Linked DNA regions of Mus musculus: region 1 is linked to region 2. A link is a loop called in an ENCODE intact Hi-C map of the cell type or tissue named here. Cell type or tissue: left cerebral cortex. All regions are shown on one strand. Links, peaks and the distances in the headings refer to the core of each region. The heading gives the core; the rest is flanking DNA.

Region 1 (12,931 bases), core at 2,854-10,853, 48 kb before region 2:
AGTAAGTCCCCTGGGTAAATGTCCTGTTTGTCTCTGTGGTTTCACTCCTAATGCTTATGACTATGGGCAACAAATGGGCAAGCCTGTCAAACACACACACACACACACACACATACATACACACACACACACACACACATACACACACATACACACACACATACACACACACATACACACATACACACACACATACACACACACATACACACACATACACACACACATACACACACACATACACACACACATACACACACACATATACACACATACACACACACATACATACATACACACACATACTCCCACACACACACACACACATACCCACACACACACACACATACCCCCCCACATACACACATACCCCCCACACACACACTCAAAATAACATAAAAGGCAGAAAAGATATGTGTGTGCACATGTTGTAATTAACACCGATGATAGTGTATCTTTGAGAGTCCATGAAATCAGCCACTAGAGATGTGTCAACCGAGAGCACAGAAATTAAAGTTCCTGTTTGTTACTAGTGAACAGTAACAAGGCTGGCTGGAGTCTTTCCATCTTCTGCTTGCAAATTAGGAAATATGAAAACATCTTTTTAACTCTTGTTTAATTGTGTTTAGCCCATTGAATATGTTGGTGCAACTTTTGTACCTTCACAATATGTGTGTATTTTACATATATATGTAAAATATGTATCTATATATAATATGAATGTACATATTATATATAAAAAACATACTTATTTTATGCATATATGCTATTTTTAGGTTTTGGTTGTTTAAAAGTTATATGTGTGTGTATATATATATATATATATGTATACACATATAGGTATATATGTATTCAGGTGTATATGTATAAATGTATATGTTCAGATGTGTCTAGAGACAAGCTCACAAGAAGCCCAGGTTGACCTCGAACTCACTGAGTGGTAGAGGCTAGCTTTGAACTCTTAATCGTCCAACCTAATCCTCTGTCTCTCAGTGCTATGATCGCAGATGTGTGTGTACCATTATTCCTGCTTCTATTTATGTGTTTTTACCTACAACCTTGTATTGCCATGGAAGTATGCTAAACCCTTTCTGGGCTCCAATACAAGGAAGAGAGGGGTAAACCAGCCATATCACCATCAACTGTAAGATGTATGTGACTCCGGCCAGAAAACCCATTTATCAATATACACACAAACTGCCAAGACTTTGAAGAACTTTCAACCTAAGTTTCCTTTGTACCAAAATAAGAATTACATGTTGAAAAAGTGTGTGTCCTCAAAGTGTCTTTGCCTCCTGCTCAGAGTCGTCTCCTGGTCTTGCAAGTCTCATTGGGATGCCTGGTAAACACACTTCACCTTTCTTTCTTCAGTCTCAGGGTAGAAAGGGTCCCTTTAACTCCTGGAGACAGTAAATCACAGCCTGTGTGGTGGTTCTCAGAAGACACTTAAAGGGCCGAATTGGACGCTCTGCATAGCACCCTTGCCAAAAGAGTTCGGAAATGACTTCCAGGTTCCCACAGTAATAAAATGGCACTGTTTGGCATCTTTAAGGTAATAAAACCGATTTTTCCCCCCATTCTAGTAAATGAGAAGAGAGGCCTGGTTGTTTGAAAAACTGATTTAAATTCATGTGTTTGCCTCAAATTATAAGGCGTGATATGAAAACACTTAGGTGAACTTCAGACCACCTCAGAAGGTCATTATCCTCAGCCCTCTAGAGAAAGGGGGTGGGGTGGGGGTAAGCTGGAAGGGTGGCCAGGTGCTGTCGCTCTGCGGCCACGGTCAATAGGTGGCGCTCTTCCCACTGAGTCAGGTTGACCTAAGGCTGAGGCTGCTCCTTGGAGAGTATTATTTTGCTAGAAGGAAATGCTGTGGAAGTCCCCCTCCTGTCTCTGGCACTGTTTAATAGCTCTTGAGTCTAATCGCAGACTCCAGATTTGCTGTGTGATGGAAAGGCTCTAGGAAACAGGTCCTGTCTTTAAGACGAGGTCTCAAGCAGAGAAGTGCCGTCATTTGTATACAAGACTTGAAAATTACATGACACACGCTCCCCATTGTTTCAAAAGGGTTTGACTCATAGGGTCTAGAAGGAAGTTTGATCATCTTCACTTCCCATATAGCTAATCGCAGGCCACCTGCAACCCTGAGATTTCTTCTGGCCTACACATTTCCAACTAAAAATAAACAATTCATAAAGGAGGGGACCCAGAAGCTAGTCAGCCAAGCACCAAAAACTAGAGCTTTCTGCTTTGTTCAACTGTACTAGAAGTGGGAGCTTAAACGGTTTTAACCAGAAAAGACAAGATTAATATGCTATGTATAGAGTCCAACTCACATTTGTCTCTTTTATATGCTGCAATTAGAAGGATGTTACAAAGAAATTACTAGTATCACAGAAGAATTCGCAATGACTCGCTGATTTCAACTACTACAAAATACCTTCAACTCATCACATTCTTAACTGAGAGTCACCAGTGCCCTTCTTTGTACAAGACAATCTCTTTGTTAGAATCCTGCACCAGTAGCCTCACAGTTAGAGGGTAGTCATTTTAGTAGACAAAACTATCACAGATCCTAAAAGGATAATTACATAAAGAAACAGGATGTCGACACACCCTGCTTAACAATGGTGAGGAAGGGATGACCCCCCTCCACCCCCCACCCCTGACAAAAGATACTCTAAGAAGAAGCAGAAAGGAGCAGAGCAGATCATAACTTGGTCTGTAAACACTTACTGCTTGTTTATTAAGCCTATGACAGCTTGGTTCAACAAAGAGGGTATTAGATGGAGATGCTAATGACTTTGCTCACAAATACTTCCAGAGTGTGTGACCCAAATCAGAATCTCAGGAACTGAGTGGAAAACCATCTGTGATAAAAATCAGAAGTGATTCCTTCTGCCTTGGTCTTGGAATGTCTGCAGAGACTGCCTTCCCTCAGCTAACCCTTGAACACTGCCTTCAAGGACTCCATTAGCTGTCTAACTATGTTGCCTTCACTGAGACTCAAGCAAGGGTTCTTAAAATCCAAAGTGGAGTTCCCGATCCGTCTAGATTCCCGTTTTCTAGCCCTTTGGCATGTCTGCCATCCCCTCCTCTCAGGATTTTAAGCTATGAGCTTTTCCAAGAGACCTTATCTTATTTAGCTATGCACAGAATAAAGTCATCAATAACTATATGCGGAATGATGAAATGAATGAATAATGTAAACATTAGCAGCTTGCTTTTTTTTTTTGCTAAAATAAAACAGAAGTAATCTTACTTTCAGCAAGTATCTACCGATGAGAGCCTACCTACGTGTTCTGAACTTTCGAGGGTAATAAGTTCATCCCTGAAGATAAGCACTGCGTAGAGCTTACACTGAAAAACATTCTGGTTAAAAATAAAAGGAAAAGAGAAAATGAATTAGTGGCTGGCAAGTCATCTGTGCTCCCTCTTTAAAGAGTTTATGGTTTTACCAAGTTTTGTCCCTCACTGGATCCTGTAGCTGGCTTTAAAGTATCTATTTATCTTCTCGTGATATAAATATTATTGAATATATGACATACATGAAATAGTCAATTTCCTTTGTGTATTCCTAGTTGTGGCTGGCTAATTATGGCCCTCTGATGAGGAAAGAAGGAAACAATGCATGTTTTGCATCCAAATAGTATCCCTCAGAGCCTTGTAACCAAGACAAATGAACTTATTCATCAATGTTGAGCATCTTGGTTGAGTGCCTGGCCCGTACAAACTAATTCACAAAGTGCAGGAGCACAACAGGCAAGTGATCACACTTTTCTTCTTCACCCCACGCTTTCAGGGAGCGCCCCCTGATGTTTTACTATCACAGGCGGGGCTTCTAAATTAATATGTAGGTTAGAGAGTTCCTGAGAGGGAGCCTTGACAGTTGTCCGCACTTCCACAGCATCTGCAAGCAGTGTGGTAAAACTGGTTCTGTGAGCAACTGCACTGGAACAGGCTCCCTAGATCTGGCCTGGATCCCAGGAATGTGCACATTTCCAAGTTCCTCAGGTAACTCTCAGGCAAGTTGTCCCTGGAAGCTGCTGGAAGAGCCACAGCCTTAAGAGTTAAGGAGTTTCTCTTTCTACACCAAGCTGTCTTCTAGGAACAACAAACATCTTCCTTAACCACATTGCTCATCTCCTGTAAGGTACAATTTACATGTTTCTAAACTACACTTTATAATAGCGACCAGGTTGATCGTGATCTGTGAATAGGGTGACATTTAAGGATCCTTTTTAAAAGAATAAAAATAACCGAGGGTTGCTAAATACAATTAAAAAAAACACTTATAGTTTGAGACTATACTTTAGGCCAGGTGCAGTGATATACACCTCTGAGCACAGCACTCAGACAAATGAGACAGGTGTTATAGAAGTAAAAGCCCACCCTCTTCTGAAATTATCAAATCATTATATTGATAATTCATAGACTCCTTAACATGACTCTTCATTCGATAATATTCAAAGGTACCCATATTTGCTGCCAACACACCATCATATCCCACATGAAGATTTCTTTATTTTTGTTTTTCTTTTTATTGTTGTTGTTTGTTTTTTGTTGTTGTTGTTGTTTCTTTAGTTGTTTGGATTTTTTGTTTGGTTTGGTTTGTTGGTTTTGTTTTGTTTTGTTTTTTGCTTTTGTTTTGTCTTGTTTTGTTTTGTTTTTGTTATTTTGTAATTTCTCAAGTGAAGCCTCTTTTTCTTCCTCATTAACAGTGTGAGTGTCTTGTTGACTGAATATTCCACTACATACGACTTTCAGTGTTGCTGGCACCATGCTTCCTGGGCTGTGGGAAAGATAGCTAGAAAAGCTGTGACTGGGTGTAGAAGGGTCCTTCTGCTAGGGATTCGGAAGCCTCTTAGAGACAGACACTCTCTGACTTAGTCAATGTTCCTCTTCCCCAAGGCGAGTCCTAGCAACTAGAATCCAAAGACAATGTGGAAGTTTTCTTTAACACTACCACACAACCCCCTACCCGACATCTTGCAGGCAGTAAGACATAAGACTTTGATTTCAGAACTACACAGTGCCCAAGAAGAATCCAGAAAATGGGCCTTGCAAGGGTTCCCATTTCAGTCTGTTCCATTAGATAACATAGCTTTTGGCTAATCACAGTTCTGCACAAGGCCCCATTCTTCCTTGAACTTAAGCATAAAATACAGCCATGTCGGCTGTTGGTTCCTCAACTCTGAAGGCTTCTGTGCCATATGATACCAATAAAATACATTTTTTGTGGCAGGACAGACATGGTGGCTCATATCTGTAATCCCAGCACTCAGGAGGCTGTACCAAGAGAGTCACTACGAGTGGAAGGCCAGGCTGGGCTCTGTAGCCAGGATAAAGCCTGTCAAAGCGACACAGGAAAGCCCTGTCACTAAAGAGAAAGAGGAGAGAAGAAGGAGAGAGAGGAAGGAGAGAGAGAAAGAGGAAGAGAAGAAGGAGAGGGAGGAAGGAGAGAGAGAAAGAGGAAGAGAAGAAGGAGAGGGAGGAGGAGAAAGGGGAAGAGGAAGGGTAAAGAGGAGAAAAAGGAAGGGAAGGAGATAGTAAGACTTTCTTTTGTTAACCTTTATTTCCTGTACACACAGTTAGCCACAACTATCATGACAGAAAAGGAGCGACATGGCAGCCTCCTGCCTTGCATGTCATCAGTCAGGGTAGGGAGAAAAGTTGTACCTTGGCTTGAGATGAATTAGACTCAGTATTCCTCAAAGAAGCATCCTTTGGCAATCCACCCGTGATCTCCTTGTCTCCAGTGTAGCCAGGCCATCTCTTCAAAAGATTCTATATGTTTAAGATTGCTGTCCTGTGATAGGCAAGTCACTAGTCCTTGAACCACAATGGAACAGTTCAGTTGCTGTCAACCCCTAACTACCACTTCCGATGAGAAACAGATCCATCCAGACAGCTCCTTCCTAAGACAATGCCATTGGTATTTTCATTTTCATTTTCTAGCTTCTAACAGGTGCATACCTTGCGAGGGTCCTGTGACAGTGAACCGTGAAACGTTCACTTTCTTTGAGTGCTCTACAGCATTCATCCAATGGTGTAGCTGAGATTGGATTGGCTTCTGGCTGTTTGTGAAAACATGGACTCTAAGAACAACTACCACATCCATGTGCGGAAGCTGCTCAGAAGACAACAAACCAGCGCATCTGCCCTCTGAAAAATAAACCAAGGCAACAGAACTCACTTTCAAAGTTTTAAAAGAGAGAAGAACGCAAGCATTATTTTTAAATATATGCTTCCCTATAATAATTTGCCCTTGGGCCTGGAAACAATTATAATAAAATTTTGTGGGGAAAACCCCTGCTGTCTGTATGGGGACATTTCTGCCATGCTTCAAATTAGAGCTCCTATAAATCTTAGAACTGAGCAAACAGGGGAATAAAAATCATATAACATACCTGTCAGTGTTTGGACTTAAGGAAGGAGAGCGGGAAGGATTCCCAGATCAAATTTTCTAAGTTGTTGAGCCTGATGCATGAACACTTGATCTTCAATTTGCAGCATCTCACGCGGACAGATGTGTGTTAAAATGGAATGTGCGCTTTGATCGTGGGGTTTTTAATAGAACCATGATCACTTTGGCTCAGTTCTCCATACCAACACATTCATTTGCCCAAAAATCTGCTAGTTACTATAAATAAACAAGCACTTAGAAGGCTTCTCCTCAAGTAGAGATGAAGCTGAGAGTCCAGGTACACATGTCCTGCCCTGTGACCAGCCCGGCAGGAAAACTGAAAATAATAAATGGAACTAAGGGCCTCCTGCCAGCTGCGCAGATGCAGTGCAGTGTTGAGTTGGAACATGTTATATACTGTTTGGCTTCACTTGGCTTTGTTTTCCTGAGACAGGTTCTCATGTAGGCCAGGATGGCCTGGAGCTCATTACATAGGCAAGGATGACCCAGAACTCCCAGTCTTCCTGTCTCCACCTCCTCTGTACTGAGAATATAGGTGTGTGGGACAAAGCCCAGTCCATACACACTTGGGACTCTTCTTCATGCGATCATGGAAAAGGTTTTACCTTTTCACACATTCTAGCTGAACAATTATAAACACTGTAGACATTATCTGCATCCTTGTCAAATTTCAAACTTTAGAAAATACATTGATATCTTCAGAGCTGATCTGATGGCAAAGACCTTAGAAGCTAAGAACCAAAGGCTTACAAATTCAAGGCCTTCTGTGGCTCCTAAGTGAGTTCAAGGCCAGATTGGACAACTTGCTGAAACTATGTCTCAGCAGGAAAGCACAGATAACACTGTAGTTGTACTTCAAAGAGGTACCAGCAAGGGGCCCTCTGTTCAAATCCCAATACCAAAAATAGATAAATGGATGGTGTTAGTGTGTTAGGTATTTTCTACTATGCATAGACATAAATATAATTTTTAAAACTATGAACAAAGTTAATTTTTAAAATATAATAATAAATTTAAAAAAAACCATTGGAGGGAAAGTCTGACTCTAGTTTTAAGAATGAAAGACGCCTCACCAGAGAGAAGGACATCTAAGCTTAGGCTAGACACCTTCAAGTACATCGTCCACAATGAGAAAGAACACTCGGTCAATCGGTCTCCTGCGGCTTTTAGGAATGTATGGCTAGGAAAAACAAACAAACAAACAAACAAACAAAAACCCTTCTTTTGGTCCACTGTACACCGCAGGAAATTAGAGGGCAAATAACTCCTAACAGTTGTTGTCTGGAAGACTTGTAATTAGCATGAGAATTCATAATTATTTTCCCATTCCTGTAAATCCTAATTTATAGATATTAAAATGTTAACAAAATTTTATATTAAAGGTATAGTCTGTACTCAATATTTCACTACTTGACAATCATTCTAATAAATTAAGATATAGAAAATATATTTTATCTGTTAACATAAATATCATTTTTTCTCCTTCTGAAAGACTTCAATAGCTTTACATATTTTACACTTGAGTTTTGGTGTCTCTCTTTCTTTGTGTGTGTGTGTGTGTGTGTGTGTGTGTGTGTGTGTGTGTGTGTGCGTGTGCGTGTGTGTGTGTGTGTGTGCATGTGTGTGTACATGCTTGTGTGTATTGTAATAATATTATCAATGCTTTTTAAGCCAGGATCTCATGTGGCCCAAGTTGGCTTCAAAGGGGCTATGTAGGCAAGGGTGACCTTAAACATTTGATCCTTCTGTTTCCTGAGTGCTGGGATTATACATATACACCACATACCAGATTTTTGAAGTACTGGGGGACTGAGCCCACAGCTTTTTGCATGTTATGAAAGCATACTATGAATCCAGCCCTGCTTTAGGCTTTTCAAAAGAAAATCTACTTCCTTAGATAATTTCTTCATCTCTCTAGTTCTGTGTCTGTCAAATATCTTCCAGAGCTATGAGAAGGGAAGCTTTTCAAGTGCCTAAACTTCCACACTAAAGAAAGCAAATAGAAGTTATAAGAGAATAAGTTTCCCTGCAGATTGTAACCAGGGACACCTCTACCCTTTGAATCGATTTCAGCTCAGCGGGCATTTTCTATGTTTCCTGAGGTTCTCACTGTTCTTTTGATAATGAGCTAAAGTGTATTGTTTTGTCCTCCTGAGCTGCAGATCGCTGCTAACACAAGGAATTTTGATTTGAAGATCTTCTGCTAGCATAATTATACATTCTGTCCCAGATTGCATTGATGGGAAGTAAACAGTGCCACTCCGTCTGTTGCCAGGCATAGGGGAAAGGCCAGATGGTTCGGTAGCTAAAGCGAAGGAAGACATTCTCATAGGTCATGGGTAGGAAGTTCAATATTATTGCATGCCTAATAGCAGCTGCCTCTGTTTGAACTCCAGGCTATGGAAGATGAACTATATTAAATGGTAAATCATTAAATATCAGCTGGGTAAAAGCACGGGGTATACTTGGTCTTCTTTCACTCAAGGACCTTGGGCTTTACATGCAGATAGCCCCGCCAGGACAGAGCGGCCAACAGGGAAACCACGCGGGGAAACCTCAGAGAGTGGCCGCTGGGTTTGTAGTTGGCAAGTAAATAATTGTGAGTAAATACTCCCCCTCTCAAATAAAGCCAAAAGACACTGCGTTGCATCTAACATGGTCATAAAATATTTAGGGATATGTAATCCCTTCAGAGCCTCATTTTTCTCCCATTATGTGTTTATTCTTCAGGAAAAGGGAAAAAAAAAACATTTAAATTGTGTCCACCTAATACCTCAGATTCATTGCAAAGCCTACAGTCTGCCCACTTCCTTTTATGACTGATCCACCCCCTGGGCAGATGTGAATGTCTTAACTGCAGATGAGGTTTATACCGATTCAGAACAGAGGCCGTCCAGTCATGACGCCTCATACTGTTTCCAGGACTCTTCCACAAAGTAAATCTGTCACCTGCTTCCACTAGGCAGCGCAATGGTGGCACACTAGCACAGCTTTTCAGGGGCCTTCTCTGCAGGGCTCAGGTCTACACTGCCTGACCCCCAAACGGGTTCGTCTTCTTTATTTCATCTCGGCCGTCTGTGCTTCTGTGATGTGTAGACTGAAGGTCCCATGTCCTGACACGTAAGTGTCAGCATTGTCCTGAACCAGCATCAATACAAGACACAGAGGGGACCAAAGAGCATTACAGCTGTGTGCTTCCTTCCACTTTAATCCGAAAGCTGCAGTAAGTGTGCAGAGGCCGGTACACAGCTCCAGCGATAGACAGATAGCCTCTCATGTATGAGGTCCCAGAACACACACACAAATGTACATATGCATACATCATACCACACACACATCACATACACACACATAACATACATACACATTACATATACACACAACACAACACACACATATATACAAACACACACATACTGCATATAAACACATCACATACATCCACTCAAATATGCACATGAACACCACCTATACATACACATCACATACACACATACACCACATATACATACACATGACATAAACCCAAATGCACACATACTCACATCACATATACACATACAAACACAAATATATCACACACAAACAAATATACACCACACACAAATATACACCACATCCTTATACACACAGAGAGAGGGGTAATCATTTTAGTTCACTTTTCTAACTTGTCCCCTCTTCAACCTTGGAATTGCTTAGCTCTTGATGTACTAATTACCTTTGAAAACATGTCCTGTTATGTAATTCCTATTTGTAGGCTGTTGGAAAAGGATCTAAAAATCTTCTTAGCACTGGAATTACACACTTCTTTCATTCACTAAGTGAGAAGGAGAATTTTCACGTAATTTCCATGAAAGAAAATCATCAAATTATTCTTTACAAATTGTAGTATTATTTTTTTCAAATAACAGTCTACTTACTACAAATATTTCTGAACCTTTCAAAAAAGAATATGTATGTTTTCACTCCCACAACACATATACTAAAATTGAAACAACACAGAGAAGATTATCATGGACCCTGTCAAGGGTAACTTGCATATTAATAAAGTGTTCCATAACAAACAAACATAAACAAACAAACAAAAGGGAACACGAGTTTGTTGCCTATCAGATTTTAAAAGAAATTTTAGTATTTAAGATATAAAGATGTCTTTCATTATACAAAAAAATGCATATTTTCAATGATCGTTAATTATCCCATACATCCATTAATAGCATGACAGAACTCTACAAACATATACATAGAAAGAGCAATATTAGGAGGTGGAGTCTCACACCTTTAATCCCATCCTTTGGAAGGCAGAGGCAGCAGATCTCTGAGTTTGATGTCAGCTTGTTCTAGAGTTTTTCCTGGGACAGCCAAGGCTTTACACAGAGAAATTCCGTATGAAAAACAAAACAACAAGAAAAGTAATAGTGAGTTTTATAGGGAAGAAATTACTTAATTCTTCTGGAAAAAAAATGCAGGAGTTTGGAAGATGACCGGCCTAGTTGGCTTGGGCATATGATCAGCCTTGACAGCGTTGTAAGTGTACTGGTCTAGTGGATGTGCAGCCATCTCACATGTGGCTAAAATACCATCTAATGGTGTCTGTAGAGGACTTCCCACAATGCTTGACATGTGCTAAGCTCTTCGAATTAGTGGAATCCTTTGTCTCAGACATATACAATGTATTCCAAATAGATACTATGTCATTTATGCCAGGCTGTGCTCTGCCCTGGCTCTCTTGTTTGTTTACTAGGGAGGTGTGCTTCTTTTTCTAGCTTGTCCTTCAGGTGTTTGGTGCACTGACAAATCCTTAGAGAGGAGTCCGTAAAGCCAAGATGCAATTACATTACCAGAAAGCACATAGAGCACGTGTCGTCTTCTTCTTCTTCTTCTTCTTCTTCTTCTTCTTCTTCTTCTTCTTCTTCTTCTTCTTCTTCTTCTTCTTCGACATGACTAGACAAATACTAATGTCACAGTTTTAGAATAAATACAAATCTTAGGTCACGATTTAGAATAAATATATGTCTCGGGACATAATTTTGATAACATCATAAAGGAAAACCAACAATTTTAACCTATTTAAATTTAACCCTAAAGGACATAGTAACCCTCACACACCCTGCTTGGAAGATTTGACATTTATACTTGGACCAAAGCAAAGAAAGCCAATACCTTTTACAGGCCTTGGAAGGGGATTGCGATAGCAGGCAGGTGCATGCAGGACATTTTTGAAGGACATAGGGTGGCCTAAACCTATTATTCAAGATTGTCCTGCCATTTAATTACATACTCAGACAGACCAGAATGTTCTCTAGACAGAACTAAGGCTCTACCACCTGAAACCTTTGTGTGACTGACAGGAAGGAACATGAGTCAGAAACCAACTACACTTCACATTCTGAGTAATGAGTAATGAGGCCCAATCCCACAGTGATTAGCACACTTTTCGCAATCCCCATCTGTAGGTCTCCTCTTCACGTAATGTCGCACACATATATGTACAGGGACAGTAATGAAGAGGGAGGCTTAAGTGTTTTGTGCTAAAATGCCAGCTACAATGTAAAATGAAACCACTTAATTAATTCTCAAACCACTTAGGGTAATTTCATTACAGACCATGTCATTCAACAAGTCACGTCATTACCAAGGCCAAGGTTAAATTGCTCTTTTTTTTTTTTTAAAGGAAATATAAAACCGATCTTTATAGAGCTTCACACAATGAGAAAGAGGACCAGTATAGCTTTGCTCACATCCTTAAGAGAAAGGAGTATATTGTCTAATATGTCACCTTCCTCTTAGTCTGACACTCTTATCTATAAGAATGTAAAAGTTTTCAAAGGGACAATATAAGCATTGTATTGTACACTTCATTTCATAAGGGCAATTCAATTTCCTTCACTTCTGGAGGGAGATTAACTTTGTCACTGAACATTCCAGTCCACTGCTACTTGAAAGGAGTCATTTGCACACCAGCACTGATGGAGGTCCCCAGCTCCGGTGTTAGGGACTCCCAAGAAGGGTGACACATCCGTGCAACTGCCATCTGTTGGGTGTTTTCTTGACAGCTGGGTCTCTCAACCATCATGAGAGCACATAGTCACAAGAGGCTCAAGGAAGTGGCCAGGCGTGAGTCACAGAGACTGGGGCTCACGTGCATCTGTGAAACAGCATTGCTTTTAATTGCACCATAATGATTTTCCAATAGACACAATGGCATGGGGTATCTTCTTAGAACTGATGTAAAATACAATAAACCACAGTGTGGCTCAAAAGCCAATTGAGACTTCCTCGTGTCTGGAGGTTTTTGTCATACATGCATACTTAAGAAGCATTTTCACTGGCCACTCTATCCACAATCCACTTTTACCTCAAATAACTACATCTTTCATTGTGTCCCAGTAGTTCTAAATGTAAATGTACATTTTTATTCCAAATATCAAAAGGATTGAGCTTTCCGTCTGATTTTAATCTTCTTGATTAGAGATACTAAAATAAGACAGATTTGCCTTTGAG
Region 2 (12,931 bases), core at 2,993-10,992:
TAATGCAGCCTTAATCTTTGGCATTAAACCTACCTGAGGGCTTCCTTCTTGCGTCAATGAGGCCAGGTTTAGTGCCTCTCTGAGAAACACCTGGAGACACTGCACAAGAAGGCTAGACTAGATGGATGGCAAGCTTGAAACAGTCAGTTAGGACGTTCTTCAGCTACCAAGTACAATCTGTCAACAGCCCCTCCTCTCCATACAGAACTCCTTCATAGCTTTCCTTTCAGGAACCTCAGCCTCCACCTTGGTTGTCTTGTCCATTCTGGAAACATAGCTATTTAGAAGAAGCCCCCCTCATTCTCCAGTGTAGTTTCCTAATACGTCACCATTTCCCAGTTTCCTAACAATGGTCTTCCTGCCATTGTTCTTGGGTGGTTGACACAGGGTCTCGTGAAGTCTAAGCTGGCTTCAAATTAGTTATGGTTTCAAGGATGATCATTGAACTCCTGAGCCTCCCTTGTCTACCTGCCAAGTGCTGGGATTGTGTGCCTGTACCACAGGAGTCTGGAGCGAGAATCCGAGGTTTGTACATGTTAAGCAAAGACCCTACTGACTGCGCTGCCTTCCAGAGCCAATAGGCATAATCTTTCCCTTTTATTAAAAATAGATTCTTTTCTCATGTAATAGATCATGATTATAGTTTTCTCTCCATCTACTCCTCCAAGTTCTTCTCCACCTACCCTCCCAGCTGAATCCACTCCCTTCCTGCCTCTTATTAAGCTTCTAAGAGGTAATAAAAATATATAACGAAGTACAATTTAATAAGATAAAACCTATCACATCGAAATTGAACCAGACAATCCAACAGAAGTTAAAAGAGCCCAAGAGAAGACATAAGAATCAGAGGCCCACCTGTTCGCACATTTAGGAATTCCATAAAAAGCTCACTAACCTGGAACGCACCTTATGTACACAGAGGACCTGGTGAAGATGCGTACAGACCCTGTGCGTACTGCTTCAGTCTCTGGGAGTTCATATGAGCTCTGTTCATGTCGATTTAGAGGCCATATTCTTCTGCTGCTCTATCCCCTCTGGCCCTTACACTCTATTTCCGATAGGTGTGATTCTTAAGTGACTTTTAAAAATAAATGTAAAGGACTGGGGAGATCACTCTGTCGGTAAAGTGTGAGTTGTAATAGCATGATGACCTGAGTTGATCAGTAGCACCCACATTAAACTTTAAAAAAAAGATGAGGGGTGAGGGTTAGGAAAGATGGCTCAACTGTTAAGAGCACTCCTGGAACTTGCAGAGGACCCAGGTTCAAGTCCTAGCACCCTCTTGATGATATATCTGTAACTCTAGTTCCAGATATATGAGCATGATAAGAAAATAAATCTGAAGATTAATGAGCCAGGCCTGCTGGGCTAAATTTGATCTCCAGAACCCACATAGAGATGAAGGGGGGGGAGGGACATAGTTCACGTAGTTCATTGACTGCCACACGTGTTATGGCACACACACACATACACATGCTTAAAAATAATAATCACAGTAAATAGTAACGACAGTCATAAGACAACACTACACTTAAAAAAAACTGAATATAGACTGAGATGAACCAAGATAGAGGCAGTAGTGCATTTTATGTGGTGACTTTTTTATATTTAGGCTTTTAGATTAGCATGTATGTATGTATGTATGTATGAATGTTTGTATGTATGTATGAATGTATGTATGAATGTATGAATGTATGTATGTATGTATGAATGTATGAATGTATGAATGTATGAATGTATGTATGTATGAATGTATGAATGTATGTATGTATGAATGTATGTATATATGAATGTATATATGTATAAATGTATGTATGAATGTATTATGAATGTATGAATGTATGTATGTATGTATGAATGTATGAATGTATGTATGTATGTATGAATGTATGAATGTATGTATGTATGAATGTATGTATGTATGAATGTATGTATATATGAATGTATATATGTATAAATGTATGTATGAATGTATTATGAATGTATGAATGTATGTATGTATGTATGAATGTATGAATGTATGTATGTATGTATGAATGTATGAATGTATGTATGTATGAATGTATGTATGTATGAATGTATGTATATATGAATGTATATATGTATAAATGTATGTATGAATGTATTATGAATGTATGTATGTATGTATGAATGTATGAATGTATGTATGTATGAATGTATGAATGTATGTATGTATGAATGTATGTATGTATGAATGTAGGTATGTATGTATGTTTGAATGTATGTATGTATGTATGAATGTATGTATGTATGAATGTATGTATTTAGATAAAGTCTCAGGTAGCACAGATTGGCCTCAAACCAACTATAGCGGAAGATGACCTTAATGTTTGTTTATTTAATTATTTGTTTGTTTGTTTGTTTTTGCCTTTTTATTTTTGATTTTTCAAGACAGGGGTTTGCTGTGTAGCCTTGACTGTCCTGGAGCTTGATCTGTAGACCAGGCTGGCCTTGGATTCACAGGGATCTACCTGCCTCTGCCTCCACAGTGATGGGTTTAAAGGCATGAACTGCAACTGCCCAGCTGACCTTTATCTTTGATGTTCCTGCCTTCACTTCTGGATGCTAGGACCACAGGCTAGCCCCACCTCAGCTGGGTGTACTTGGTGCTGAGATGGAGCCAAAGGCTTGCATATGCAGTGTGCTGGGCTCTACCACTGTTAATAGCCTAGGAAAGAATGCTAACTATTGGATACCAACTAGCTTAGCATTTCTGACATTTTTTTCTTTCCTTTTTAAAAAGTATTGAATGAATACTCTCTACCATCATCAAAGATTTAAGTTTGTATTCATTAATTAACAATATTACTATCAATATAATTTTTTGACCAATCTTCAAATAATTGATACAGAATAAGATATCCAGGAGTGGAGTATAAATTTATATTTTTAACTTTAGATTGAATCTATCCTTCTTGTTGAAATGATGTACAAGTGGAAAATAATTATATTTCTGGACCAATCAAGTCTTTAAAAAATTTACTCAGGAATGTTTTATGTGGCACAGATTATCCAGGACTAGAAAAACAGGCCTGTGCGCATGCCCAGCTGAGTTTTTTTTTTTTTTTTGAAACTGTGATTGTACATAAAACACCCTAGAAAAGCCATGTGGGCACTACAGTGGCTTCAGCTCCTCCCCTTCAGCCCACAGCAGAGACTTATAAGACTGCACAGAGGCCCCACACCGTGCCACAGAGGCTACACCTTAGACATCTATTGATCCCATTACTGAGAGAAAATTACATGTGCTTTTCAATTTGGCGCTATGGATCTGACGACGTCAAATTATAAATTCAATGCCCAGTGGATGAACGTGGTCTTCTTAACTTCCATTCCAATCATAACAGCAACTGCCAGGTGTACAGCCATTAAGGTGTGTAAACAGGATGGTCCTGAATTCTTACAAAGACTCCATCAGAGAAAGATTGTCACCTTCCTTTAGATAAGAGAAAACTGCAACTAAGCAAAGCTGCAAAAACTCATTAAATCAGTCATGATACCACACAGACACTCTGCTTCTTTCAACAAGCAGCACTGTGTCAATAGCGAGGAAACGTACGTTTGTTTGTTTGTTTGTTTGTTTGTTTGTTTGTTTTTAATTTTGTTTATTGTAGTAAGGTTTCTCTCCATGAGATCTATCCACTTAAATTATTTGAAGGGCCTTGGGTTGTGGCTCAGTCACTACTGTGCTTGCCCGGTATGCAGGCGGTCCTGTGCCTGATTCCTTCCTCATAAATCAAGCACAGTGGAGAGTGACTGAAGCCCAGCATTTGGGAGGTGGTGGCCGGAGAGTCAGAAGATCCGGGTCATTTTTGCCTGCACAGTGGGTCTGAGGCCAGCTTCAACTACAGGAAAGCCTGTCTTAATAAAATAAAATAAAATAAAATAAAATAAAATAAAATAAAATATAAATACATAAATATTTGATGGGACAGTAGCTTTATCATCTATGTGTGAGATGCCACACGACATAGATCTAGAGCCTATTTGACTTACAGAATTACAACAGCACGCCTGCTTTACGGTAATGCTCCATCCTCCTCTAAACTCCATCTACTCTCCGCCCCTTGAGTCAGAGTTTAAATAACATATCCGAATGGAGTCAAGCAAGGTTTCTCCTCTTACAACTGGCCTGTTCCATGTAAAGTAATCGTCTCAGGGTTCATGTGAATCGTATGTTGCAAAATTCCAGTGTTAGACACAAAATAGCGTCCACTGTGGCTCTTGCTTTGTTTCTTTATCTGAACACCCAGGTTGTCCACATGTTCTGCCTTTTGTGACCTGTGCTGAAATGAGCAAGAGAGTGTTTTTCTCTATAGCATCCTAATTTTAATTCATCTAGGCAGATCTGTTTGACCCAGCCGTGCTGGGCCATATGGTGACTGTAATTTTAATTTTTGAGGGAAGCCTCTTACTGTTTTCCACAGTAAATACACCATTCTGCATCCCTAGCAACGACCTGCAATGCTTCCAATGTCTACACATCCATTCCAACACTTGCTTTGTTGTTTTGATAATAGCCAGCGTCGGAGGTGTCGGGTGAAGTCTCACTTAGGTTTTGATTTGCATCTCCGTGATGGTGACAAGACACAGAGCATCCCTGCTACCTGCTGACCATCTATGTGTGGGTCCTGCCACTCTGCTCCCTGATTCTGTTGCCTGCAGAAGGAAGTGTGGACATTTAATATGATCTCGTATACACACTGTCGTTTTGGGATGTGTGTGTGTGTGTGTGTGTGTGTGTGTGTGTGTGTGTGTGTAGCAAAGGTTAACATCAACAATTCTTTCTTCAGCTAGACCAGCCAGTGAACCCGAGAAACCCACCTTCCTCCCCAGCACGGGATGACCTATGGGTGCCACCATGCTCTGCTTTCGATGTGAGTGTGGAGGCTACAAAGGAAGATCCTTATATTTACACAGCAAACACTTTACCATTGTACAAATGCGTCAGCCTTTGTCTTCACTCAGTAACTTTAAAAGATTTAATTTAGTAATTTAATTGAAATAGTGTATCAGGGGTAGGAATAATGGGCTTCAGAACGTTATATTGTATGTGTGGTTCGTACCAAATAACTAAACAAGGATTTCCTGTCTAATTTTTTAAAATGTATATATTTTATTTCATGTTTTTTGATCATAATCTTTCCATTCCCCAATTCTCCCAGACCATCCCCTACCCGCCCAACCTCATGTTCTTCTTCTCAAAACAAACAAGAAATAAACAAACAAACAAACAAAAACAAACCCTACCAAACTAAAACAACAATCAAAAAGCAGACAAAGGACAGAACCTATTCTGTGCTGGCAGCTGCTCCTAAGGTTAACCCTTAATATACCCAGCATCACTCCATAGGAAAATCTAAATTTACAGAAACGAAGAGTGGAGAGAGGTCTGTACAGTGCATAGCCTGTGTGGGGCCATTGCTTCATAAAACTAAAAATAACAAATATAAAAACACAAATATATATGTATATATTTACAACAGCTGCTTTATCTCTGTCATCTTAAGAAAAATTCACAAGTTGAACCATTTTCAAAGTTAAAACAAAAATTATATTTTTAGTCCAAAAAAACCAGTTATTCCTAATAGATGGATTTGACAGATTGCAACTTTCCAAGGTTTTGTTTTGTTTTAAGATTTCAAATTCTTTGATCCAAGTTAAACAGTCCGAGTCAAGAGCTTTGGCGCCATAGCCGTTCAGGTTGTCTGTGGGCTTTACTGGGGTAGCACTGTGCCAGTAAGACCTTGCTGCCTGGACTGCTCCTCACAGCTCATTCAACTCCCCTGGTTTCCTTCTGGCCTGAGGTCCAGCATGTTCCTCAGGCTAGCTCCCTAGTGAGAAAAACTTAGTTAAGCCCTTTTCTTGGGCTTTCTCTACCCATAAGGCACTTCATTCCTCTTTGTAAAATTAGCTGGGGTTAGGAGAAAGCACAGTTAAGGGCATGCCTTCAAGAGAAAGAACATGAGTTTGGCATCTAGAACCCACATTAAGAGCTGATCATGATGAAATGAGCCTATGATCCCAGACTAAGAGAGATGGGAGCAGGGATGGGGGAAACCATGGGAACTTCGGTGGCCAGGCTGGTTTAACCACACTTGGTGAAGTCACAAGCCAATGAGAAATGCTGTCTTAAAAAAAAAAATCAAAGTAGATGTCTTTTGAGGACTAACACCCAAGGTTGTCCTCTGACCTTCTCATATGTACTATTCACGTATGTTACTGCACCCATGTACATACAAACATGTGCATGCACACACACACTAGTCACTAAGCACTTGTCCTTGTAAACAGCAAAGAAGAGCCCAGAATTTGACAAGAAATAGGCAGAAGGAGAGGGGGAAATGAGAATGTTTCTTTGTGTAGGGGCAAGACATGCACACAGAGTTATGCTCAAATTGGCCAGAGAAGACAGCTATTGCAGCCTAGTCATCACATGGACCATTTGGGATAAAGTTACCAGGCAAAGTAGACTGTCTACTTTTTAATAACTCTTCCTATGGCCCTTGCTTACATCAGCATCTTGTTCCCAACATGTTCTAAGAATATCCACTGGTTGTTTAAGTACATGACTTTCAGGCAATCATTAAGAAAACCAACCATATTCTGAAGAATGAAGAAGAGGGAGAGGAGAAGGGAGGATTGACAAAGAGTAGAAGGAAAAGAAGAGCAAGAAGAAGAGGAAAAGGAGGAGGCAGAGGAAAAGCAGCAGCAGGAACTAAGTTTGTACACTTATTTGCTCTAATGTTTTATCATGGTAAAGAGAATCTAGAAAGAAAGAAACAAGCATATAAACTATGTACTAAGAAGAAAACTCTAAGCTATGAAGAAAAGTGAGCAACCCTTGTCTTCAGGTGAAGATGGAGCTGTGGGAACCTCCTGTCAGGCAGACTCCATCCTTCACCAGATACCTTTAGGTCTCTATGGAGCTTTGTTTCCATCCTGGTAGAACAAGCGCAATATTGTTCAGTTTAAGTCAAATGGGAGAATCCAGAAGATGTGTTGTGTATCAGCCGGCTCTTGTTAAACTTGGTTTTTCCTTGTTTATTTCTCTTTTCTTATGTTTCTTTGAGAGGCTGTTTCTGACAAACAACTTTTATTTTTTCTAAAGCACTTGCGAAAAAAGACAGCCCTGCAAACCAGATGCTGCAGCAGTCCGGTGACTGCAAATTGAAAAGAACTCCTGCCCCCTCTCCTCATCTCGGTCACCTGTAAAAACGTGGAGAACAGTTGGGGCTTGTTTTATCAGGGATTCTCTCTTTGTGAACAATTCCCTTAAAATAGCAGAGTGTGTGAAGAGTGAAAGAGCCTGAGATGCAATAAGCCCCTAGCAACGGGCTCAGCAGCTACTCCCTTCCCAACGTGGTACCCAGGCTGGGTGCAAAGATGAAGGTGTGCATAAGTAGTATAAGTTCTCTAGGGTAAAGACGTAGTGTCATTGCTGATTATCGGTAAGAACAGAAATGTCACAACGGTTGTCCTCAGAAGCAAATGGAATAAAAGCCTATTGTTGATCTAGGTCTCAGGTTTTTCTAGATAATTGAAAACAGGCGTTGGCTTATGTTTCTTTCTTCTTCCTCATGAGTTTTTCAAATGCATGCAAAGCAAAACAAACCCAGTTCCTGATCCTCTAGCCAAAGATGAAGAAGAAGGGCACCGCCACAGTCATGCTCAACGGTGTGCGATACACTGGGCCTTCTCAGACCAGCCGAAACTGAAGGCACTATCATCTGAGGTGAAGGCTCCACAGGCATGACAGTGCCAGCATTTCCTTCTCTTTCTTCTCAGCTTACATGGAACACAGAGTCAAAGAAACTGTGCTGGCCTGCATCCTTTCTCTCTATTCAGCAGTGCCTTCTGCTGCTGCCTGCTCATTACTGAGCCCCAATTTGTAGACACAAGCCACCTCCCTGCCCCCAGCCAGCTCCAGCAGTGTGAAAAGAGAAAAGCCTCCAAGTTTCTGGGCAGCCCATCCGTTTGCTAAGGTTCATTTTAGCTAATCCAGACATCCCGCACAGCGGGGGGGGGGGGGGGGGGGGGGGGGAACTGCTGTATCTAGTGAAACAAGACCATGAATAATTAAAACTCCGTTATTAATGAACTTCCAGTCGTTATGTAAATGAAACTGATTTCAAGTCTAATTTGTCAGCCTGAATTCTTTTTCTGTTCTCCCTTTGTCTAGGACATGAACTCATCATAATGGACTTGATAATAAAATACCAGTAGACATGCTGTGTGCAGTGCCCATCTGAGTTAGAGCTTTTAGCGTGGTTAATTGATACAGTTACTCCAGGACAAGTCTATAAGGCACTTTGTATGGCTGTATGTCTTAAAAGCCATTCCCTTCCCCTTTGACAGGATGCCTATTCTCTGTGCGGCCCTCATTATCATTTACCTTGCCATGAGGGGTGGCATACAATTACCGCCGAGCAAATACTTTCTTTGGTGATATCCATGATGTCCAAAGACAGCAGAGTTCAGAAAGGTCTAAGGGAAGGGAAGTCTGTCGTCATCTTAGAATGACAAATAGCCACCAGGGAGAGAAAGAAGAAAAGAAATAATTGACAAAGCGCAAGCCTACTATGTCTCAGTCGCCTACTGTTCCACCATCAGATGTCACTCATGCTATTGGGGGCATTGTCCAAGTGACAGCCTGATGTCAGTGGTCCTATTTCGCCGTCATTGTCTGCAACCCTTGTATTGTTGGCGAAATCTTCCAGTATTAAAGTAGCAGCCTCAAGTACTGCAAGCTGATTCCTTCTCAATGGCAGAGTTTACACAGTAGCGTCACAATAGTCCGGGCCTCAAAGAGATTTGTCAGTCACATTGGCTGTTTAAGAATTTTAGAAGTCCAGAATTTTGCATTTAAATTTTGAGAATGCATTTTTGTTATGAGGGAAATATACACATAAGATATGAGACATCAGAGTTTGGGATATTACTCATGATTCTTATCCCTGGAAGTAGAATATATATATACACGCGCATTCACATACATACTTTTACTTTTCTTTGAATAGATCTGCTACCTTAAATCATTGATTTTGCTTTATCTTTGGAAGGAAAAAGTATTTTGATGCATAAAATTCTGTATTTTAAGCTGCTGGTGCGAGTAACATTGTTCTTGCTGATTTGGTAGGCTTCTTGTGGTGGGAATCACGGTATGCAATAATAATATTACAAACTCAACACTTCCTCATATGTTGACTGTGCCTCAGAACCTCCCATACACATCTACAGCTCCTTGGTATCCCAGAAATCGGAGCTGTAGTGTCCCATGGCTGAGCTTCCTTTTGTCATTGTGTGCCCTTGCTTTGTTTACAGCACTGAAGAATAAACAATCCCCTAAGCACCTTTGTCCAAGCAGTGAAAAAACGGAAATCTCAGTGTCTGCCTGAATGATGTCACTGAACCCAGTCGGGAATTTCTCATTAGAAGCTTATTGCAAACCCATTCTCCAACACCTAAAATGCTCTAGATCCTGAATAAAAATGGAGAGGATAAAAAAATTAAAAGGGAAAATCATATCATAAAAGGGCAGGGTGGGAAGAGAACATCCAATTAGCCAGTAATTGTAACACCAAGCAATTGGCACCACAATCAGGGTGTACCGTAGTGTACTGATTGTGTCAAATATCACAGAATTGCCCCTCGGCAGATGATAGGAAGCTAGGAAGAGACACTATCTGGAGAACTTTCTCTTTGTCTTGTGGCAAAGTATCAGGGTATTGTAAGTTTGCTGCTGTTGTTCTCCAGTGCTAGGCTTTGCATCTCCCAAATGCACTGTCCCAGGAGAGTTGGCCTCAGTTCCCCAGTTCTTTGGAAGTATGTCTTATTTTCTGGATCAAAGTACAAGTTGAAGGTATGGGTTAGATGATTTCAGTCCCTCATTGTTTCACAGAAAGTTGACTGGACCGTGACATCACAGCAGGGATGGCCCGTGCTGGTGTCTGATGGTGTGCCATGAACGTGCCACTGACGGCTCTGCCCATTCGTCATGCACAGAGGATGCTCATCTCTACTGAGCCTGTGCCAAACCTCGCTATGACCTTTCTCTCTCAGCTTCTCATTGTGAAAAATGCTTACTTTCTCTAAAACAAGGGAAATGAATCTAACAGCTACCTACATTCAGGATAGATAGATAGATAGATAGATAGATAGATAGATAGATAGATAGATAGATAGATAGATAGATAGAGTTCCAGACCCAGATGTGTGATGGTTATATGAATACTTCTAATACACACACATGAGTGCACCCAAGCACACAGTCTTTCTGCCTTCTCTGGAGAGTATAGCTCGTGAGGCTAGCAACTCTGTTCATTCTAATTCCAGACAACTCCAGGAGTCATAAAAATACGTAATTTGAAATTAAAGTCAATTAAAGTACGTTGCTTCTTCGGAAAGCTAAAAGGAAAATACACATAAGTAATAGAAATCAATTATTGTGTATTCCCAGTCCTGTTCTTACAAACCAGAGAGGTAATCGATCGCTCTGGAGACTTCTACAAGGTAATTACTGTTTATTCTTTGGTGATAGCCACATCTTCCCTCTCCTTTCATGCCAGCCCTCCGCAGCCACCGTCTTGAAGAAAGCAAATAAGTTGTGTGGATTTTATTTAGGTTGGGGTTTTTATTTGTTTCTTTAATTTTTTTTTTCAAAAAATAAAAAATTAAGGAAAGGGCTGGAAGAAAGTTGGCGTTCTGCCTAATGGGGACAATAAGATCACTTAACTGAATTCCTTCTGTGACCCCAGGCTTCACTACTTTAGGCCCATGCTTCATGCCCATCATAACTGCCCTCAGAGATAAACTCAGCCAGGGCTTGGAGGAAGGGTATTGCTACAGTGTGGTATTAGTGGGAAATGGCTTCCCTGTGCCTGCTTGCTCACTTGGAAAAAATAAAGTTTGAAAATAAAGAGCAATGGAAAAATAATGTTGATCAATCAAGAATTTTAAAACAACCAGTATCCAACTAAATCCATCCCCTATCTTAAAAAAAAAGGAGGAAATAAAAAATTAAAAATATAGGCTGCTATCAAAGGACAAAGCAGCTCACCGAGAACCTCTGCTGCAGTGCAGTGGGTGGGTAGCTAGTGAAGACAAGTTACCTTAGCTGATTTTCACTGACTTTCAAATTAAGATCCCAGACCTGGCTTGTAGGGAGAGCTGAACTGGATCAAACTGAACTTAATAAACCCCATTGTGCCCATAGGCCCCTGGTGAGATTTTCTGCCCATCCATGACCAATCGGTATTATTTTTTTTCAGTGGCTGGTACTTTTGTGAGCAACATTGGGGTTTCTGGGAGTGATTAGCACTTTTCACTCTTGATTGACAGGTTCAAACAGAAATGAGACAATGGGAGGGGCCATTAGAAATTCAGATGTAAGGTTGGTGTGCGCAGGCTTTGGGGTTCATCTTACTAGAGAGGAGCAACATATACAGAGAAAGGACTCCATTGCTAAACATGCGAACACAAGAAGGGCAGATTAACCCTTTTGAACTGAAAACCAATTTTTAATTAAAAAAAAATCAGACCAATATAAAATAGTAACCTATTAAGAGTTCTTCCTAAAAACTTCTCTCCCAACCATGGATATTCAGCTTTCTGCTTAGACGCTCAAGACCTAAAGGTTTAAAAATCATAGGAAAATCCTCAATGGTAACGATTGAGATTTGCTTTTCTCGCAGAATTAAAAAAAAAAAAACCAAAAACAAAACAAAACAAAACAAAAACAAATAAAAAACCTCACAGAATAAATAAATAAATATATAAATAAATAAACATATAAATACCAAAAAGTTAAAAAAAAAAAAAAACAAACCACTAAGTATTGTTTTTCTAAGGGAAGCAATGGGATGGACTCTTTATTACATCCATGGATGATACCTTAGGGAAATAATTATGGTGAATGATTCTAGCATTGACCAGTAATTGATAATTGGCCACAAATAATTAGAGCAGAGCGTCTTCACTGGTGTAAATTATGCTCACAGCTCAGCCTTCTCCCTAGATGCTGATGTTGGCTTCTTATAAGTAATTTTGTTTTAAATTTACATTATAAATTTAGCATACTGTATTTGAAAATTTAATCTTGTTTGGCATCAAAGCAAAGTGGGATAATGCAGAACTGAATGTGCCTAATCAGAGGAGAAAAATAAGAGGCGTCCCCTTCCTTTGCTGAGCCTCTTTATATTAAGGTTCGACGACTTCTGGGAAACACACTTTCATGTGGCTGCACTGAATGGCGACTCCATTTGTTCGAGCAGAGCAAGACGAGTTACTTGAAGTCACCTCAGACATTCAAAGGAAAGCGTTTCTGATACCTCATGAGTTGTTAATATTTACAGGATGTTAGCACAAATGCAATACCCTGGGCAGGAAATAATCACAGCCCTCCTATTTTCATGCATATCCTGCATGAGCCTCAGAGACAGGCTGCATCTCTGAATGTGCTGTGACTAATTTATGCCAAGTGTTCATCAACCTAGCATTTCTCTTTTTTTTCAGCTGACATACAGGGTTCTGTAATTTGTGTGCTCAGGATGTTAATATACTGAAACAGAGTGGGGAAATCCAGTGTATCACAAAAAAATAAAATAAAATAAAATACCCTACAAGGAAGTCTCTATGGAAATAAGAGATCAAAAAGGCAAGAAGAGGTGCGTGTCCAGACCTGGGCCTATGATCCCTAAGATCAGAGCTCTCAGAAGGCTGACTTAGGAGACACTCCATTAGTTTGAAGCCAGTCCTGCTGCAAACTGAGTTCCAGACCAGCCGCTGTTACTTAGCAAGTTGTATCTCAAAGAAAAGGAAGTCTAGTATAATTCTGTCTAGTATTAGGGTTGTGAAGGTTCTTAAAACACTAATAAGCCACACCTCCCACACCACCAGATGACTTCTTTTC

What was found. Peaks named below come from ENCODE experiments on the same cell type or tissue, not always from the same donor. Only the 100,000 strongest peaks of a DNase experiment are listed, where the experiment ranks them.
Region 1: it touches region 2 in a loop (4-fold over the local background); 5 of 42 quality-filtered maps call a loop at or near these places.

The regions. Positions count from the first base shown.
Region 1 is chr3:149,338,463-149,351,393 of GRCm38, reverse strand. The region is part of intron 1 of Gm30382 (a long non-coding RNA gene); the gene reads left to right. It overlaps Gm5149 (a long non-coding RNA gene), which reads right to left. Exons shown (of 3, transcript XR_003954586.1): 2 at 11,269-11,382; 3 at 10,757-10,794. It overlaps Gm26468 (a small nuclear RNA gene), which reads left to right and starts at 10,386; the gene lies at 10,386-10,491. In left cerebral cortex, for the core only: no CTCF peak of the experiment used is centred there; a DNase peak (open chromatin) is centred at 3,947.
Region 2 is chr3:149,291,059-149,303,989 of GRCm38, reverse strand. The region is part of intron 2 of Gm30382 (a long non-coding RNA gene); the gene reads left to right. LOC115489710 (a long non-coding RNA gene) reads right to left here and starts at 686. Exons shown (of 3, transcript XR_003954587.1): 1 at 1-686. In left cerebral cortex, for the core only: no CTCF peak of the experiment used is centred there; DNase peaks (open chromatin) are centred at 7,401 and 7,890.